Linked DNA regions of Homo sapiens: regions 1, 3 and 4 are each linked to region 2. Evidence: chromatin contacts called from ENCODE Hi-C or POLR2A ChIA-PET data. All regions are on one chromosome and are shown on one strand. The core of a region is the stretch at or near the end of the contact, and the rest is flanking DNA. Distances in the headings are between cores, read along the strand shown. Region 1 has its middle 110 kb from the start of GNL3L. Region 2 holds the start of PHF8 (PHD finger protein 8). Region 3 overlaps IQSEC2 (IQ motif and Sec7 domain ArfGEF 2). Region 4 holds the start of MAGED2 (MAGE family member D2).

What was found. A loop is a pair of places that touch in the nucleus more often than their neighbours do. ChIA-PET counts read pairs that join two places held with the same protein, here RNA polymerase II (POLR2A). Pooled maps may share reads with other maps.
Region 1: a loop to region 2 is called in a map of CD8-positive, alpha-beta T cell, with 30 times the contacts of the local background. The contact joins the enhancer-like site here to the promoter of PHF8 in region 2. A Hi-C loop is called at or near these places in 17 of 168 maps with a recorded cell type or tissue (CD4-positive, alpha-beta T cell, CD4-positive, alpha-beta memory T cell, CD8-positive, alpha-beta T cell and 13 more), 22 of 37 single-sample maps with no recorded cell type and 34 of 50 pooled maps. POLR2A ChIA-PET finds 5 or more read pairs at or near these places in 20 of 52 experiments (B cell, CD4-positive, alpha-beta T cell, CD4-positive, alpha-beta memory T cell and 16 more).
Region 3: a loop to region 2 is called in a pooled map, with 23 times the contacts of the local background. The contact joins the enhancer-like site here to the promoter of PHF8 in region 2. A Hi-C loop is called at or near these places in 1 of 37 single-sample maps with no recorded cell type and 6 of 50 pooled maps. POLR2A ChIA-PET finds 5 or more read pairs at or near these places in 1 of 52 experiments (activated T-cell).
Region 4: a map of sigmoid colon shows a loop between it and region 2 (20-fold over the local background). The contact joins the promoter of MAGED2 here to the promoter of PHF8 in region 2. A Hi-C loop is called at or near these places in 16 of 168 maps with a recorded cell type or tissue (CD14-positive monocyte, CD4-positive, alpha-beta T cell, CD4-positive, alpha-beta memory T cell and 11 more), 26 of 37 single-sample maps with no recorded cell type and 30 of 50 pooled maps. POLR2A ChIA-PET finds 5 or more read pairs at or near these places in 4 of 52 experiments (CD4-positive, alpha-beta T cell, CD4-positive, alpha-beta memory T cell, CD8-positive, alpha-beta memory T cell and 1 more).

The regions. Positions count from the first base shown.
Region 1 is chrX:54,637,156-54,641,803 of GRCh38, reverse strand. It overlaps a transcript of GNL3L not described here. Among named protein-coding and RNA genes, the nearest start is that of GNL3L, 110 kb to the right of the region's middle. RefSeq lists enhancers at 1,860-2,109, 2,400-2,529, 2,096-2,621. Within about 2 kb of position 2,008, at least 40 of the 41 ENCODE cell types and tissues checked have a DNase peak (open chromatin) inside an H3K27ac peak, as active enhancers do; they include B cell, CD4-positive, alpha-beta T cell, CD8-positive, alpha-beta T cell and 8 more, where a contact is called at or near this core.
Region 2 is chrX:54,043,214-54,047,572 of GRCh38, reverse strand. It overlaps PHF8 (PHD finger protein 8), which reads left to right and starts at 3,100. Exons shown (of 22, transcript NM_015107.3): 1 at 3,100-3,811. RefSeq lists enhancers at 2,509-2,968, 3,179-3,428 and a silencer at 2,989-3,158.
Region 3 is chrX:53,285,321-53,290,009 of GRCh38, reverse strand. All of the region lies in intron 2 of IQSEC2 (IQ motif and Sec7 domain ArfGEF 2), which reads left to right. Among named protein-coding and RNA genes, the nearest start is that of IQSEC2, 34 kb to the left of the region's middle. RefSeq lists a silencer at 1,509-1,803 and an enhancer at 1,008-1,899. Within about 2 kb of position 2,414, at least 25 of the 41 ENCODE cell types and tissues checked have a DNase peak (open chromatin) inside an H3K27ac peak, as active enhancers do.
Region 4 is chrX:54,804,116-54,808,994 of GRCh38, reverse strand. It overlaps MAGED2 (MAGE family member D2), which reads right to left and starts at 1,250. Exons shown (of 13, transcript NM_177433.3): 1 at 1,193-1,250.

The DNA of each region.
Region 1 (4,648 bases), core at 759-3,258, 600 kb before region 2:
GACCTGTCAGCTCAGCTCCCCACAACTAACTGGCAACTCTCCTCTGGATCTCTTATTTCACATTCCCAAGAGAGCAATCTGATTGGCCCACCTCATCTTCTAAAGCTGGGCCATACAACTCACAGGTTGTGGGCTGGCCTTGGATCAGGTGCTGTATCCTAAAGGAAGGGTGGATGTAATACATAGTTAGTCCTTGCTTGATCATTTGGTAGGAGCTGTAAGTAGAGCCAGTGCTCCCAGAAGGGGATGTAAAGATGGCCAGTGGCCATCAAAGATAGTGGTGGCATCTCTGATGCATGTGTGCAGCAGAGTGACTGGAACATGGCAGGTGTTCAACAAATAGTCATAATTATTCACGGTAACATTATGCCACCTCTTACAGGAAGCCTTCCCAGAACTCTTAAGGTTCCCAAACTTTTTCACCCAGATCAGGACCCCTACTGCAGGAATCATCCAATTAAGAAATCAATGAAATTTCATTATACAGGACAGACTTTTATGGCCTTCTAGGTATAAAGCACTGTACTGGGCACTGGGAGGAAGGATACACAAATGAATGAGGCCCTTATCCTGGCCTCAAGGAGCTCTGAGGATAGTAAAAGGTAAAAGGCAAACTGAGCCATGAGAAATCCACAGATAGGGAGCTCTGGGAGTTCAGAGAAGGGCAAAAACTGTTGTTTATCCGTATGTATGCCTGTCTCCTGGATACCTCCCTTTAGATGTCCCAAAGGCACCTCGAACTAAATGTATTTAAAACTGATCTCATCTGCTCCCTCCCAAACCTGTTCCTCTTCTCAGATTCCCTGTCTCAGTGAGGCAAGTTCATCCAACCCAGTTGCTCAAGCTTGAAACCTGAGCTGCACCCGCTCACAATGTCAGCTGTTGCAGTTGCTAAAGTTGTCCCCGAACCTTTGGTGTGTGTTTGCCTTGCCCCAAAGGTCAGAACTAATAATAAACTTCTGCATTGCTGCAGGATACGGAAATTAAAACCAGCCTGGAGACAGACAAGACCCGGAGTCCACCAGGTTTGATTTCGGACTTGGCTTCTGATGTCAACGGGTATGATCCCTTTCAGGAAAGCGGGTCGACAAGAGCCTAAAACATGTTTATGACATTTTCCTGGTAATTCTGCTCCTAAATCGATATCCACCCACCCCTACTCCTACAGGAAAAGCTCTAAGCACAAAATTATTCCTTGCAGAGATATATTTTGGTGGTCAAACACTAGAAAGTAGTTTTAATATCCAACAAGAGAAGGGTTAAGTGAATTGTGGCACAGCTGTCTAATGGAACATTCTACAACCATTGCTGAGAGATGACGGCTGTGGAGATTCTATAGCAACAGAGAAAAATTATTATGCCATAACTAAGGATGCAGGGTTGTGTGTACACTCTGACTGCAACAACCTAAAAACTGCATGGCCTCAAGCTCTGCTGATGGACATTTAAAATTTCTCCTCTATTATTACTTTTTAAAAAGGCCTTAACTTTATGTCATGTATGGGTATCTCTGGGTTTGGGGTTTTTGGCTTGTTGTTTTCGTTTTTTCAGTCTTTTCCTTCCGTCAATCAACCGCCTTAAAAATGTGTCTTCTTTGTACCAGGCCCTCCCCGAGGTGCTGGTGATTCAAAGGTCAATCACCCACAACTCTTTCTCTGGGATGTCAGGGCAGAAGAGGAAACAGATACAAAAATAAACAGTTTCAAAAATATATGGGCCAGTCTTTATGGGCCCACTTGTGGACGTACGCAGGCACGGTCACCCCCTGGCGGCCACTCGACTACCAGCTCTTGGGTGGCTCTAACCTCTGGACAGCGGCTTCCACTCTCGGTGGCCAGCCCCAGCCTCGTTCTCCGAGAGAGTCCAAGACTCCTCCCTCTCCCTCCTTCTGGGGCCCTCCATCCCCTAGTAGGCGTCTCAGCCTGGGCCTGGCCCAGACAAATCCGACCCTGTTACTCTCACCGGAGCTCCTCCCTCCCCGAAAGCCTCACTCCGGCTGTGAGCTGCAAGATTACGTCATTGTCAATGGTTCGCATGCGCCCTCACCACTGGACAATTGGCGCACCCCTGCCGCAGGCGGGCGTAGCTTCGGGCTCCGGGGTTCTCCCTTTTCCTTTCCTGATGTTTTTTTTAAAGTGGCGACACACTACTTGTAAGAGACGCTGGTAAACTCGTGGCTTTAGGAGGAAATGGGAGCCAAGAAAAGCTGCAAAGCTCAAGGCTCACGACCGCTTGCTCGCCATTGTCCCACTCACTTCCGAAAGAGATAACGCCCCTTTCCGACTCTTTTGGCCTCCCCGCTCCAAGAGTGAGAATCGAAGCCCCGCCCCGTGAGCGTCTAGTCCCAAGATAACCCAGCTGCGCTTGCGAGTGCAAGTACACTGGGGCGGGGCTGACAGGAGGCTGATGCAATCGAGTCGGGCGGGCGGGGCACGTCGGATGAAAGTGGGTACCGGAAGAAAAGGGGTTATTTCAGCAGGCTTAGTAACCCTATTCAAAGTAAGACCTTAATATATAAGTAAAAGTTCGTGCCTGATTTGGAGAGCTCTTTGACTATTAAATTTTTTTTAATGTAACGCCTGTAATCCCAGCACTTTGGGAGGCCAAGGTGGGTGGATCACTTGAGTCCATGAGTTTGAGACCAGCATGGGCAACACAGTGAGACCCTCCCTCTCTATTTTATTTTAAAAAACATTATTTTAAAGGTATATATCCTATTGGCTCAGCAATCCCATTTCCATATATATACATCCAAGACTCCTAGAGAAGTGTATGCGGATCACCTACAGGGCTTTGTTAAAACACAGATTGTTGTGGCCCATCTACTATCAGAGATTAGGAACTTGTGTTTCTAACAACTTCCAGGGTAATGCTGGGGCAAACTGGTTCAAGACCACACTTTAAGAACCTTAGATCTAGAGGACAAAAAACTGCAAGGAGCCTTATGAACAAGTGTAAGCCGTGCTGATTTGTTGGCAATAACGAAAAATTGAAAGTATCAGTGGGGGCAGGAGATGGTTGATAAACTTATCAGTTTAAAATGGGCTATATATAGGCCGGGCATGGTGGCTGACGGCTGTAATGCCAATACTTTGAGAGGCCGAGGTGGGTGGATCACCTGAGGTCAGAAGTTCGAGACCAGCATGGTGAAACCCCGTCTCTACTAAAAATACAAAAATTAGCCAGGCGCCTGTAATCCCAGCTACTCAGAAGGCTGAAGCAGGAGAAACGCTTGAACCCGGGAGGCGGAGGTTGCAGTGGGCCGGAGATTGCGCCACTGCACTCCAGCCTGGGCAACAGAGCCAGACTATCTCAATTAATTAATTAATTAATTTAATGAGCTATATATAAACTGACATGGAAAGATATCGAAGGTGATGATGATAGTAGTGAGGGTGGTGATGATGATACTTAATGTTTATTGAGCACTTACACTGTATCAGGCACTGTGTGAAGGATTTTACATTTCTTACCTCATTTTCTACAGCAATTCTCAGGAATGTGGACTGTGTCTAATTCGCTGTATATTTTTAGTCCAGAACAGGGTCTGGCACCCAGGATCTTGTCAGTAAATGTTTGTGGCCTCATGTGATCAGATCCAGTCCCACAAGTTCACAGTCCCAAGAGTTTAGGACTTCACAGCCCAAACAATATTTCAAAAAATTGCAAAGGATGGATAAAATATTGCGGAAGAAGGACACTAAAAACAAACTACTGCCTTCTATCACCATCATTTTAAGAAAAGACAATTACACATAATCCCCCATTAAAGGAACGAACTTTTTAATTTATCTTTAATATGAAAATTTTTAACATATGCAAAAGTAGAAAGAAGAGTAAATGAACCCCCAAGTACCTCTCACCCAGCTTCTCAATTATCACCTCCTGGCCAAGCATCTTACATCTCAAACCCCAACACACATCGTATCCCAGATTACTTTGAAGCAAATGCTAGACGCCATTTTCTCCATAAATATTTGAGTTCATGTGTTTAAAATATAAGAACTCTTTTATAATAATAACCATAATACCACAGAATATCTAAAAATTTAAGAATAATTTCCTAATATTATAAAATATCCAAGTATTTACATTTCCCTGATTTATACATATCTTTTGCAGTTTTGCACAAATTAGCAAGTAAATAAGATAAAGCAGAGGCCTTTAAATCAAATATACACTACAGTGTCCTTTTTATCTTCATTTTACTGCAGATTGGCAAAAACTATATCAGGCCCTTGCACAAGATGACAGACCAGTATTGGGAACTACTGGCATAACATTCATTCAAAAGTAGATAGTGAGATATATATGTGTGTGTGTGTGCATGCACATGTGTGCACACATGTGTGTATATGTGTGTATACATACAAACTGCAAAATATATATGTGTGTATACACACACACAGCCTGACACTTCTAGCGGTACACAAGGGTAAATAAGACAGATGCAGTCCCTGTACTCCTGGAGCCAACATTCTACTGAGAGAAACAGACAATTACCAAGTCAAGAAATACATTTGGAATTTAATTTCGGGGTCATAATATGTACAATGAAAAAAATAAAGAAGGAAGATAAGGCAGTAGAAAATGATGGAGGCAGTAGTACATTGGCAAAATGGTGAAGTAGGCAGCTCCAAGCTCTTGT
Region 2 (4,359 bases), core at 1,851-4,350:
TGAAATTTTATTTGATCATTGACTGTTTCCGCCAGTAGACTGTCAGCTGCATGCAGGCCAGGGCCTTATCTGGGGTACCTCAACATCCTCAGCACCTAGCACAGTGCATGATGCATAGTAGATTAATAAAGAACTGTTGGGTGAGGGAATTAATGTTCCACACACACCTGAACTCAACATAGTCCAAATTAAATTTAGTCTCCTCCCCACCAAATCTGTTTTCTCTTCTGCGTAGCCCAGTTCATTCAGTGGCACCGTCATCTATGCTGACACTCAACCCAGAAGTGAACTCACACCCCTTTCACTCACTCATCTGCTATTATCAGTTTCCAAACACTGCCTAGTCAACCTCCAAAATATCCAAATTATCTCATCTTTTTCTACCCTTTCCCAAACTATCCTGGACCAATTTTTTCCCCCCAACACTAGTGAAACAGCCTCATTCCTCCTGACTCCTTGTGAAGCTAAGACATCTTAAACTGCAGGACCTGTCACTTTCCATAGGGTCACATGGTGATGTGTTTTATAAAGTTCACAAAATACATTTAAACAACAATTGGTTCAAAGTGCTGTCCCTTTCCACTGAGGGCCTGGCCATACTTTCCCTTGCATTAGGTGGTGTTGGAGCTGCCTGACATTTTTGAGATCCACCTAAGGGGAAGTTGATTTGGGGGATATATTTAGGTTGGGTTTCATGGGATATTTGTTATTTAAAAATTCATTTTATTTTTATTTTGTAGAGACAGGGTTTCACTATGTTGCCCAGCCTGGTCTTGAACTCCTGGGCTCAAGTGATCCTCCCATCCTGACCTCCCAAAGTGCTGGGATTACAGACATGCAATCTGCACCCGGCCCCATGGTACATTTACATGTGCCTTGTATCACTTCTCTTCGTAATTATTACCCAGGTGAAGGAATTGCTTGTAGAAATACTCTTACTGCCTACCTTTGAACCTAATTTTGTATTCATAAGTCATTTTTTTTTTTTTTGAGATGGAGTCTCGCTCTGTCACCCAGGCTGGACTGCAATGACACAGTCTCGGATCACTGCAACCTCCGCCTCCCGTGTTCAAGCGATTCTCCTGCCTCAGCCTCCTGTGTACGTGGGACTGCAGGCATGTGCCACCACACACGGCTAATATTTTTATTTTTAGTAGATATGGCGTTTCACCATGTTGGCCAGGCTGGTCTCGAACTCCTGAACTTGTGATCCGCCCGCCTCGGCCTCCCAAAGTGCTAGGATTACAGACATGAGCCACCGCGCCCGGCTATTTTTTTCTTAAAGACGTCTCACCCTTCCTCCCCCAAACCATATAAGCTTCAGGTCCCATTAAACCTGGACCTTTCAGTGCAGTGGCTCAGGCCTGTAATCCCAGCGCTTTTAGAGGATCTGAAACCAGGAGTTTGAGACCAGCCTGAGCAATATAGCGAGGCCTGGGCTCTATAAAAAATAAAAAATAACCGAGTGTGGTGGTGTGCGCCTATAGTCTCAGTTACTCATGAGGCTCTGGCGGAAGGACCGCTTGAGTCCAGGAGTTCTAGGGTGCAGTGAGCTATGACCGCCCAGCCTGAGTTGACAGAGTGAGACCTTGTCTCTAAAACAACAAACATAAAAAAAAAAAAAAACCCTAAACCATCCTCTGGGTAAGTCACAAATATGAGACTAAGCTACCCCTGCTCAAAAACCTGTGTTTTCTTTTTGCTAACTGCATACAATCTAAACTCTTTTGCATTTCGCAATCTTTCATGTTGTGACCCTTTACTGTTTGACCTCCTACCTATCTCTCTTCTGTTTTCCTTGTTCCAACAATATTCAACTTCTAGTAAATATTTTTCTATGTGCCTCCATGCATTTGTACACGTTGATCCTTTTGAGTACAATGTTCTCGCTTGTTTATTTAAGTGAACTTAATCGTCCATGTCCCCCTGCCGTCTTTCTTACAGCAGCTGCAAGCAGCTTGTAAGGCTCTTTTGTAGCTTCATGTTGCATTTTGCAAAGGTCATTTTGCAGGTGGTATTTGTGTGCTTACTGTGCCTTCTATTCCAATTGTTTACTCGCAACTTTGTTTCCTGCACTGGCAGATGCCCTCCCACTCCAGAGGCCCTGTTTTCACCATTGCATCCCCAGGGCCTACCCCACCATCACTGGTTAGTAAATTGTGTGCACGCACACATTTCCTTTTTAAAGCAATGGGACCCTTTAAGAAAATGAAATAGTAAGATAACTCCTAGAGAATTTTCTAGAATGTTTGAGAAAACCTAGGCCATCTTGAAGCATATGTACGAAGCTCCACTAACTCAGCAAAGCTCCACTAACTCAGCCTTTCCTCTCATCCCCCCTCCTCTCCCCTCCCCTCAGGCTATAGTCAGAAAATTGTGGGACAGGTGCAAACAAATCCTTGAACTGTATTTGAACTGAAGTGAAACAGTAGGGTCAAAGAAGAGTTCAGAGGGAGTTGTGGAGTTGGCAGCAGCTTTACAGAGGAACTACACTGAGGGCCTGGGGACAGAACGCGGGTAGCACAGGGCACAAGGTTCAACGTCCCTGCTCCGGGACTCAAGTCACTTGGCTTCTCGAAGCCCCTGCCTTCATTTGGTGATAATCACAGAGCTTCCTTCACAGGGGGAAGAACCAACAACGCAGAGACCGTGGGAAAGAGCCCAGCCTATCGAAGGTGCTCAATGAACAGGAGCCGCGGTGAGTACTCCGCCTCTACCCCGGCTGAAGCCCGCCCCCGCCGCCACCTATTAATTTTGTAGTTTGGAGTCACCGAGTTCACCTCCTCTCATAGGAGGAGAAGGCTGGGGAGGAGGAGTGTGCGAGTCGGGGTAGCTGAACTCCCTGTTTGCCCGGAGGAGGGGGAAGGCTAGGAAGTTTCGGGCCCCACTCAAAATGGAGCCAAACGTCTGCCTCGCCTAAGATGGCGGCTTCTCCGCCTCTGGGCTCAAGGTCTTCAGCGGCGATTGGGCACCTTAAAGAGACGAGCGGGTCCAAAGGTGGCTGAGAACCGCCCTCCTTTCTCAAGGTGGCGCCCCGCCCCCCCGATGACGTCACCCGGGAGCCGGCGGCTCGCGGTTCCCCGCCTCCGCCGCGCTCACCTCGCGAGTCCAGCCCTCATAAGATGGCGGTCGCCTTGGTTGTCTGGGTAGCGCCGCCACTCTCAACATGGTAGCTGTTTATCCCGTATTTCTCCTCCCCTCTCCGCCTCAACTTCCTCATTGTTTTGAATAAACTTTATTGACTACTCCGAATTGCCTACCACCGCCACTGGGCTTCTCCCAGCGACTTTTCGGGCCGTGTGCCTCGGACGTGGCGGCCGGTTCATCTCTTTCCCCGTTGGTTTGCTCGCGAGTATCTCCTGCCGGCCCAGCGACGACGCCACTTGCCCGTTCGCCGGGCGGCCGCCAGACTAGGCCCAAGCCGCGGTCTCCAGTAGGCCCGAACGGCCGGGCCGAGGGGAATGTTGTGGAGGAGGCTGCTCTGAAGCACCGTTGAGCGGCTGGCGCCGCGCGACCCAGCGGGGGGCTCGAGGGGAAGGCGAGCGAGGTTCCCGGCGGTACGGGGACTATCCCAGAATTCGACGCGCGTCGCCGTAGGGGCCGGAACTACCGGACGAGCCTCCGCTGAGGCGCTTCGCAGTCCCGGAGCTAGCCCGGCTGCCGGCGTGTCGCTGGGGCTGAGCTCCGCGGGCGTGGAGTCCTTGCAGCCCAAAGCATGAGGAGGTCCCTGTAGGATTCTGGACTGAAGACGTTCTTGTCAGGTTTGGGGCGTGAGGAGGTTCCTGTCAGTTGGGGAAGCGTTAAGATTCCTGTAAGTTTTGGGGGCTGCGAGGCTATTACTGTCAGTTTTAGGATATACTGTGAGGTACCTGAACATTTGGGGAGACTAGGGAGCTCTCATCAGTTTGAGGGGGGGCTGCAAGGAAACGCTGCCAGTTTCCGAGCGATGCAAAAGAATCCTTGCTTAGTTTCGGGAGTGTGAGGAAATTCTAGTCAGTTTGAGGGGTTTTGAATAGATCCTTTTGAGTTTCAGGGATGCAGCCAGAACCCTGTCATCTTTAAAGTACAGAACGAGCTGGTCAGTTTAGAGATTTATATTTATTTCAGTTTTGGGGGTGATGAGACTCCTGACTGGTCGGGGAAGGAATGATATTGAGAGTGATGGAAAGGATTATTTAAACTCTCCGAACACGACCCCAGAACTGTGATTTGAGTTGGGCGCCTAGTCTTGTCTGTCTTGTTCGTGAAGGCTTTGAGTAACCTGAAGAGACTTTCAGGGATCCCTTATCTCTCTCTGGTTGGCCCTATTTCAGGTGGTGAGAGGAGGGTCTTGTCTTGAGATACCCCCAGCCTCATTTT
Region 3 (4,689 bases), core at 1,165-3,664, 760 kb after region 2:
CATCCTAATATTAGCAATTATAGCAATCACCATTTGTTCCTCACATACTAACAACTTGGAATATGATCTTATTTAATGCTCACAACAGCCCTAATAGGCATGGATTACAATCCCTGATTTACAGATGAGGAGAAGGAGGTTCTGAGAGAGTCAGTGCCTTGGGCTGTCTGATTCCAAAGCCAGCATTTAATTTATTCAGACACGCTTCCTGACATCCATCCTGGGCCCAGAGTCAAGGAGGCTGTAGGGGCCTAGAGGAGTCAGCATCTGGGAAGCGAGGGTCAAACTCAGGCTATGGGAAGGGGCTAAAGCATGGCGTGTATGGGGCAATATCTTGACAACATGGTGGGAAGGCAACTTGAACTTGCAACCAGGGCTGGGTAGGGACCTACTTGTAAATTTTTGAATTCGCTCCAGTTAGGGTGAAGGAGAGCTTGCTGGAGCAGGCAGCGTCTGAGCAGGGCTGTCGGGGACTGCCGTGCAGATTTGCATAAGGAGGGTGTCCCCGGAGGTGGGATCAGCTTGTGGAGGGAAGCGAGGGGGGTGGGTTTAGAGACAGGGAGCCATCCGTGGGGCTAAAATAGAAGATCTAGGCAGGAAAAGAGCAGTAAGGTCAGAACGCGGGTCAGGACTGGGTCACAGCGACCTTCTGTCATCAGTGGGGAGCTGGGGAAGTTGGAGGAGAGAGGCGAGGCTCTGTGGCCTAGGAAGGGCAGAAACACTGGATCCATGCACAGGCCTCCATTTGGGGGGTGGGTTGCTCTCTAGTTGTGTGACTGGACAATCTGTTTGTCTCTTGGAGCCCCAGTTTCCTCATCTAATAAACTTCATGTGTGTGTGGAGGGGGAAGGGCTAGGGAGGTGGAAGAAACACCGAGGAGAGGCGCTAGGCCTGGGCTTTTATGGGAACTGAATAGCAAGGAGAGAGCAGAGTCGGTAGATTGCAAGCCACCCTTGGCATGACCCAGGCCTGAGGGCTTCTAAAGTATGGGGTGCCAGAGGAAGTGTGGCGTCTAATTAGAGCTGAACAGTTGGTGATGGGGGTGGGGGGTAGGCATGGGCAGAGAAAGGTGCCTGGACTTCTTGTGGGTCCCTGAGAAGTGTCACAGATCTGACCTAAAGATACCTTAAGCCAAGGTCCAGAGAGGGATTGGCCATCGCTCGAGGTCACAAAGCTAGCTAGCAGCAGAGCCTGCTTCCTAGCTGTGCACTCTTTGCAGAATCACTTAACTTCTCTGGTTCTTAGTTTCTCATGGGTAAAATGGAAACAATAGTCTTGACTTCTCTGGGTTGATGAGAGAACTTAAAGTAAAGCAATGCTTGGTGTGAAATAGTGGTGCAACAAACTGTAGTGTCCTCTGCTTTCCCCTAACCCAATCCATTGTCATATGCTATATAGTCAGGCTGGAAGAATGTGAACAAGTGTAGAACTTGAAAACAGAGAGGGCAGGACGGGCCTGATGAGGCCCTCACCAGAAGATGAGGGGGCCCAGGCCTAGAGGCACTGCTGCAGTGAGGGTCAGCCTGAACTTGTTGGCCCTGGGGACCAGGCTGGGGTTGCTAGGCACGCAAGGATGAAAGCAGGAGGAGGTGGCCTGTTGCTAGGGAAGGAGGGAGGGGGTGGGGGAGCCGCTGACACCCGCGGAGACAGGGACGTCCCTATGGCAACGGGAGCCACTGCAGTTGGAGGAGAAGTGGGAGGAGGAGCCTCCCACTGTGGGCCTCAGTGCTCCAATCTGTCCTACAGGAGTTTGGATTAGATAATCTCTTGTTTTCACCTCTTGGCAATCTGGGATGGCCAAGACCTCATGAACCGTCTGTGGCTCCCCCATCCACATGTCCAAGACACTACCCATCCCCAGAGCCATCCAGCTGCATCACCTCCCATGATGCCTCCCATTTGGCTCAGCCCGGTTGCCCACCCTGCCCTGTTCCTACCACTTCCTTTGCCTGGAACCTTGCCACTTACTGCTTCACAGTCTGGGGTTGCTGCAGACACAGATGAGCCAGCTCGGGCCAGCCCAAATGGGAGCGTGATGATGGTGTAGACAGCCAGTTTGTGAGGACAGAAGTCTAGAGGAGTCAGAGCTGGATTTTGACAGTGGGAGAGAGGAGGAGGTAACTTTCCAGGAAGCTAAAGAAGGGCAAGAAGGGGTAAGAGGTTTCTCTTCTCCTCCCCTTCCTCTCTGTGTTCTGCCGCCGCCTGGCCCAGCCCCAGGAAGTGGGTGACCCCTAAGCTGGCTGAGTGCCTGGTTGGCACCGAAATAAACTTGCCTTCTCTCTCTTCCCCTCCCCTTGCCTCTGTCCCCTCTGTCCTGGCTTTAATTAGCAGCCCTGGGGATGAGTCACTTGGCAGCTGGGGAGGGAGGCTGCACAGAGCTCAGTGAAGCTTCGACTCCTGCCCTGAGCCTTACGGGCAGCACCTCTGTGTTTATGCATGTGGGTGTGCACTGCTGCATGGCAGCGTGGCTGTGAAGAGCAAAGTGCAACACTGCATGCTGGCGCGTGGCCCTGCATGTCAGGGGGTCTGCAGAGAACCATATCTGGTTGCTGCTGCGTTTGTTGCTGTGTGCCACTGAATGTCAGTGTGTGTGAGCGTGTGGCTGGAGCGTGTGGCTGTGGTTGCAAGTGTCAGGGAACCAGGGAGCTTCTGGGTGAACAAACACAAACGCTGGACAATTGCATTCACCCCTCTCTACCTAAGTGTTCTTTATGCGATTTTGCTTACACAAACCCTGCACTTACATTCCCAATTTTCACTTGTCTTAGTCTGGGTACACTTTGTTGTGAGGAACGGAAGCCCACTCAAGCTAGCTCAAGAATAAAGGGCTAATGAGGGGACTATTGTGAGGCTACATTTCACAGAATCTAAGAACAGTTAATGAAAAACAGCCAGGCCTCACACCAACTGGAAGTGGGACCAGGAAGTCGAGGACCAAGGTTGCTGTCTCGCTGTCTGCATCTCCTGGGCCCATGTCTCATCTTTCTCCATCTCTCATGGCTTGCCTGGTCCCTGTCATCTCTTTTTCTTTCTTTCTTTCTTTTTCTTTTTCTTTTTTTTTTTTTTTTTTGAGCCGGATACTTGCTCTGTCGCCCAGGCTGGAGTGCAATGCCATGATCTTGGCTCACTGCAACCTCCACCTCCTGGGTTCAAGCGATTCTCCTGCCTCAGCCTCCCAAGTAGCTGGGACTACAGGCGTGTGCCACCACACCCAGCTAATTTTTGTATTTTTAGTAGAGATGGGGTTTCACCATTTTGGCCAGGATGGTCTCGATCTCTTGACCTCGTGATCCCCCCTCCTCGGCCTCCCAAAGTGCTGGGATTATAGGTGTGAGCCACCGCGCCCAGCCTATCATCTCTTTTTCATGGACTTCTCTCTCTGGACCAGCTTCCTCTGCTTGCCCATGGCCTGACATGGCCACCAACCTGGAAGCTATGTGACCTTTTCCAGCTTCAGGATCTGCCCCTCCTGCCATTGGACTGCAGTGATCCTCCAGCCTGTGGTAACACAAGGCAGCAAGGGGCCGTGTGAGATAATTGATTCCCTCAGAATTGGATGAGAGGAGAGAGAGAAAACACTTGGTACTTCTTGTTTCTTCTGCAGTAAGCACAGTTTTTATGTGTACCCAAGTGAGGTCAGAGCTGGTCGGCTCAGAGGCAAACACTTGTAAGATTGTTTTTGGTTCCTATTTTATAGCAAGATGACCTTTGCTCACTGTGCTTTCAAGTTCCATATCCTTGCATCAAAACATGCTGTTTTGTCTAAAAGTGCCCTCTTATTTTATGCCGAAAAAGCTTTTAAATGTACAGTGAATATTACCATTGCTACCAGCTTGTGGTAATTTTTCATAACCTCAGAACAACTGGTATAAAGCTACTGATGGTACAGCTGCTACCCAGCTCTTGGTGGCCTCAGGAATTTTGATATTTTATGAGTTCAGTGACTGAATTTATAGTTACCTCCAGTATATAATTACAAGTACACATTATCAATGTTATCAGCTTGATGCTGGAGCTTACTTTTCCACTAATACAAACCCTGCAGGTTTTACATTAATTACAGAGGGAACTAATGACCCCTTAGACAAGTTTTCACCTATGAATAAAGAGTTAGGAATCAGCTGTGCCAGTAATGACTGTTCTCCAGACACAGGAGCGATGTCCACAGCTCTGGCCTTGGCCCTGACCTCGCATCCTCTGGCCGAGACTAGGGGCTTCCCATCACCTCCTCAGAGGCCTCCTGACTCTGGCCTGGCACACAGCAGGTGCTGTTATTTTTAATAAAATTGATAGTTTTATGATTGCTATTAAAGCCATCTTCCATATCTAAATGGTAAACCTAAGTGAGAGAGATTATCCCAGGTTCTGGGCAGTCTCCTTCAACTCCTCCCCCTGCCCTTTTCTCACTGTTCCAAATAGTAATAATTGCTTTGAGTCAGAAAATGTCTGCTAAATATCAGGTACTATTACAGAGCACTGGAGACACATTATCTTTAATCTTTGTGGCCACCCTGCCAAGTAGGGGTGACTTACAGGTGGGGAAACTGAAACCTAGAGAGGTAAAATGACTTGCCCCAAATTGTCCATCCACACATCCATTCATTTATTCCTTCATTCAAGGATTTATTGAGTGCCTACAATGTGCCAGATGCTGCTAAATGTGGCTGATAGGGTGGTGAGTAACAGCCC
Region 4 (4,879 bases), core at 1-2,500, 760 kb before region 2:
GCCCCGCCCGCTTTCCCAGCACGAGCCCTTTCTTTGATGTCCACCGTGCACATGCGCATTCAGCAGCTGGCTCTTCTCAGTGCTGGCCCTTCTCAACACGCCCCTTTCTAGCGAAACATAGTGCGCATGCGCAATGGTCGTGGTCTCAGTCTGGCACTCTGCCCCAACACACGCCCCTCTCCAGGTCCGCAGTACCATTCGGTCCCGCCCCCTGCCCAACAAGCCTTCCTCCAAAATTGTCGCAGTGTCTGGTGGACCCGGCCCCTCCCCTACTCACGCCCTACAGAGTCCAGTGTCTCTTGGCCCCGCCCTTCTTCCTAACACGCCCCCCTCCAAACAGGCGCATCTTGGTTCCGCCCCTTCCCTATTACACCCCCTCCTCAAATAAATACTGAGCTAGTGATTCCATCTTGGGCCCGGCCAAACCGGGTCCAGTCCCCTCCCTTCCCAGCCGGATGGATCCGGTACGATCCGGTCCTTAAGGCAGGTTTTCTCCAGATCCCAGAGGGTGGGGCCGACCCCTAGCGGGGCTCTCATCCAAAAGCCGACCCGGCTGCTCACCTCGTCCTCCTACAATTCCCGAGTGCGTCCACTCACTCCAAGCCCCTCCGAAACTCGGAGACTGCCCTCCCCTCTCTAGGCCGGAAGTGGTCCCGCCCCTTTCCGCCTCCCTAGGGGGCCTCCGTCCCAGCCTGTCTGCCCCTCCCCCGCTCCCTGCTCCTCATTCCTTATGCCCCCCTCCGTATTCCCTTAGCCTGGCTCCCTACTCCCTATTCCTACCTCACATTTCCTATTTACTCCAGAATTCCTTCTTCCCATTTCTTACATCCTCCTCCGTGTTACGTTTGCACACCCTGCCCCTCAGTATTCCTTAATCCCTCTCTGCATCCCCGATTCTCTTCTCTGGATCTTCACTCCCCCTCAGTGTTCCCCTCCCTCCTTGTATTCCTCGTCCCCCTCCCAACATTCCTGGTTCCCCGTTTTTCTCCCCTCCTCCCTCCGCTAGTCTCTGCTCCCAGTCTGTACAGCCTACTACTTTCTCAGTCGTCCTCATTGCCTACACCCCACTCCAGGTCACCTCTGCTTCAGCTGCAGTGGTGCAGTAAGAATTGCTCATCTGCCTGGCTATGGGTTCGAGGGGTCTGGAACCACTGTCTGACCTCCATAAAACCCCAATATCAACGCCCCTCACCTTGTCCTCCAGCGAGTTCGGGATGCGTCTGCCTTCTCTAAGTCCCTCTCGAAGTCTCAGCCTCCTGGACTAGAGCTGCAGACAGCCCAACCCAGCCCAGCCCCTTTCCGCAGCCCCCTGCCACCCCCCCTCGCCTTCCTCGGGGGTGGGGCAATGGGGCCCCGCTCAGGGCTGTCTGACGCCAAAGCCCATGTTTATGCCACTGTACCAGGCTCAGTCTGAAGCTCTTCCAACTCAAACCGCCCCCTGAAAGCAAGTCATTCATTGAATTTATTTTTATATCTTCATTTTTTCTTATTACAAAGGTAATATGTTGTTCTTTTGTTGTTGTTGTAAAAATTCAAACAATGCAGTAATATATAACACACCAATGAAAGGCCACTCATCTCCCAGAAATAACCACTATTAACATTTTGCTATCCAGATTTTTTTTCTATTCGTATACTAATTATTCAGGTTCTCTCTCCGACAAATGGTACACTATACATACCTTCTGTTCTGCGACCTGTTTTTTTCCAGTTATATATAAAACATCTTTCCGTTAGTGCACATTTTTCTAAACAGCTGCATGATCTTTTCTTGCATAGATGTCCCATAATTTATTGAACCAGTCCAGTACACATGTACATTTAGATTGCTTGGTGCACTTTTTGTTATTTATGGTATTTTTTGCTAGCTCAAATGCTACAAAAAAGTCTTCCATTTTGATGCAAAATTTGTCAACTTACTCCTAAAAAGTAAATGGATAACATTCCCGCCAGCAATGTCTCTCCTGTACATGTCACATATTACAAATATTTTTCATGTTATTTATGATAATTTTTGCCAAACAAAAATGTTTAATTATTATGTAGTCAAATATATCCATTTTTCCTTCATCACAACTGGATTCTGCTGCTTGCTTAAAGATGCTTTTCACACTCCTATAACAAACCCCGTTTTTTTTTTCAAGCACTTTTGTGGCTTTATTATTTACATTTAGATGTTTGATCATTTCAAAATTTATTTTCTATACGGATTCAGCTTGATTACTCTTCAAAATCATAGTCTCTTACCTCTACATCATGTGCAAACTAATCCATCTTTTCCCTCTCTGCTTTGAAATGGCACCTCTATCACATAATAAATTCACATAACCAATTGGATCTGTTCAAGAGAACAAAATAAGATGTAAAATAATAGGAAATAGACAAATCATCATTAATTACTGAATATATAAATGCAGACCTGGAAAACCCAAGAGCATCAACTAAAAAGTTATTAGAAACCATAATAAAATTCAGCACAACTGTTAGTTGCAGAAATAATATTCAGTGCCTTTCCACATATAAATGTAATTCAAATGGACACAAGTCTTCTGCTTTATGTGGTCACCTTTTACTATGTAAATAACATATAATGAATCCCTGTGTTCCATGGATAATTCAAGATAGACAAACACACAAATTTCTTGCATATTCAAGGCAGGCTTCTGTTTTCCTGTCTTTTCTCTTTCTCTGAATTATTGCTTTCTCCAAGTGTGTGATATCAGTTCACCATGTTCTTGCCTCCTAGATTTTCTCCCTTATCCACACTAGACATAGCCCCTCCTTTTCTTCTACTTCTGGCATCTCAAATTCCCCACCCCTTCCAAATCATGGCAAGTTGGCAAGTTTAGAATGCCAAGATGAGGACTTTGGTGTTGATCCTGAGAGCACCCAGGAGTTACTAAAGAATTCTAGGCAAGGATACAGCATAGGTTTGTGTTTTAGAAAGAACACCTAGCTGCTATATGGAGTGTGGATTAGGTGTTGTCTTGGAAACAGGGAGAGTGCTTATGACTTTTGTAGTCATCTAGGTAAGCAATGATTGTGCTTTGGCCTAGAGTGGTGGCAGATAGTGAGAAGTGATTGAATCGAGGAGATAGTAAAGAAGTAAAAAGTAACTGGACTTGAGTAACTGGATTGTGAAGAGAAGGGCAAGGAGGAGGGGAGTGTCAAAGGGAACTCTTGGCGATCTGATTTGAGAGATTGTGTGAATGGTAACCCCTTTCACTGAGATCAGGAATACTGAAGGAAGAGCGGGTTTGAGGAGCAGGTTAGACAAGAACTGAACATTGCTTTTGAGGCACCTGTGGCATGTCCAGGTGGAAATGTACCACAGGCAGTTGAATATACATATCTGAAGCTCAGAGAAGTGGTCTAGGCTGAGGTTATAGATCTAGGAGTCATCAGTACATAAATAGTTCTTGAATTCCTGAGAAAGGGTAACAGCACCCCGGTGAATGCGTAGTGCTAGAAGAGACATGGGCCCACGGAAGAGCCCTGCAGTCCAACAGCATCTTTGGTATAGGTGGAGGAAAAGAAACTCATGAAAGAGGCTGATAAGGAGTGACCAAAGAGGCAGAGAGAAAAACAGGAGAGGGCCGGGCATGGTGGCTCACACCTGTAATCCCAGCACTTTGGGAGGCTGAGGTGGGCAGATCACCTGAGGTCAGGAGTTCAGGACCAGCCTGGTCAACACGGTGAAACCCCATCTCTACTAAAAATACAAAAATTTAGCTGGGTGTGGTGGACCACACCTGTAGTCTCAGCTACTCGGGAAGCTGAGGCAGGAGAATCGCTTGAACCTGGGAGATAGAGGTTACAGTGAGCCGAGATTGTGCCGCTGCACTCCAGCCTGGGTGATAGAGTGAGACACCATCAAAAAAAACAAACAAACAAACACAAAAAAAAAAACCGGAGAAAGGAGTGTCACAAAAGTAAGGGAAGAGATTGTTTCAAAAGGAGGGAGGAGTCAAGGTCAATAGTGATGAATGGTGCCAAGAATCAAGAAAAGTAAGACCTGAAAAAATGTCTGGGGATTTTGACGATCAAGTGGTGGTCTCTGGTGACCTTGGAAGGAATAGTTTCAGTGCACATGTTTGTGGCATAGCTTGCTAATTGCTTACCCTAGTATTCATCCTCCTCTTCTTCCTTAGTAATAAGTCACCTGATTTTTAGCTAGATACATAGCCTCCCAGAATAAAGGCCATGAGGACTAGGGTCACACTCTAAGGATACTGGATTAGTAAACTAAAAAGAACCTGGATCCGTAACAATTTCATGAAGCCAACGTGAACTGCCTACCTCTGGATTTCTTTTAGGTGAGGCAAATAGATGTATGTCTTATTTAAGCTATTGTTATTTCAGAGTCTATTCCATGCAACAGTTTCCTGATTGCAGTGAGTTGAGATATGAATAGCAGGTGAGGTATACATGACAATGGGTATGGAATGCTTTCCCAAGAAACGCCTGAGCTTGATTTCAAGGCTCTCCCAAAATCCAGCCCTGACTGCTTTTCCAGCCCTTTTCCTGCTGTTTTTCTGAGAGTACTAGATATAGTTGCCTATATTCCACCTAAACAGAACACTTCACTATTACCAGATATGCCCTGCCTTCTCTTGCCTAGGAGCCTTTGTTATGCAATTTTGTCCCCATGGGGAACACCCTCTGCTACAACTACCCTTCTGGTATATCTATGCTCGGTTACAACCTCCAACATTTTAAGTTTCACAATGTTTTAGGTCCCAGTTGTGGTCTTTGGGATCCTGGGGTAATTTAAAGGAATACAGAGTCAGAACGTTAGGAGATATTATTGGATTCAGGAAGTCAGAAGAAATCTCAGTCCAAATCCATCAGAGAGGCATTCCCAAAGATTGTCAAACCC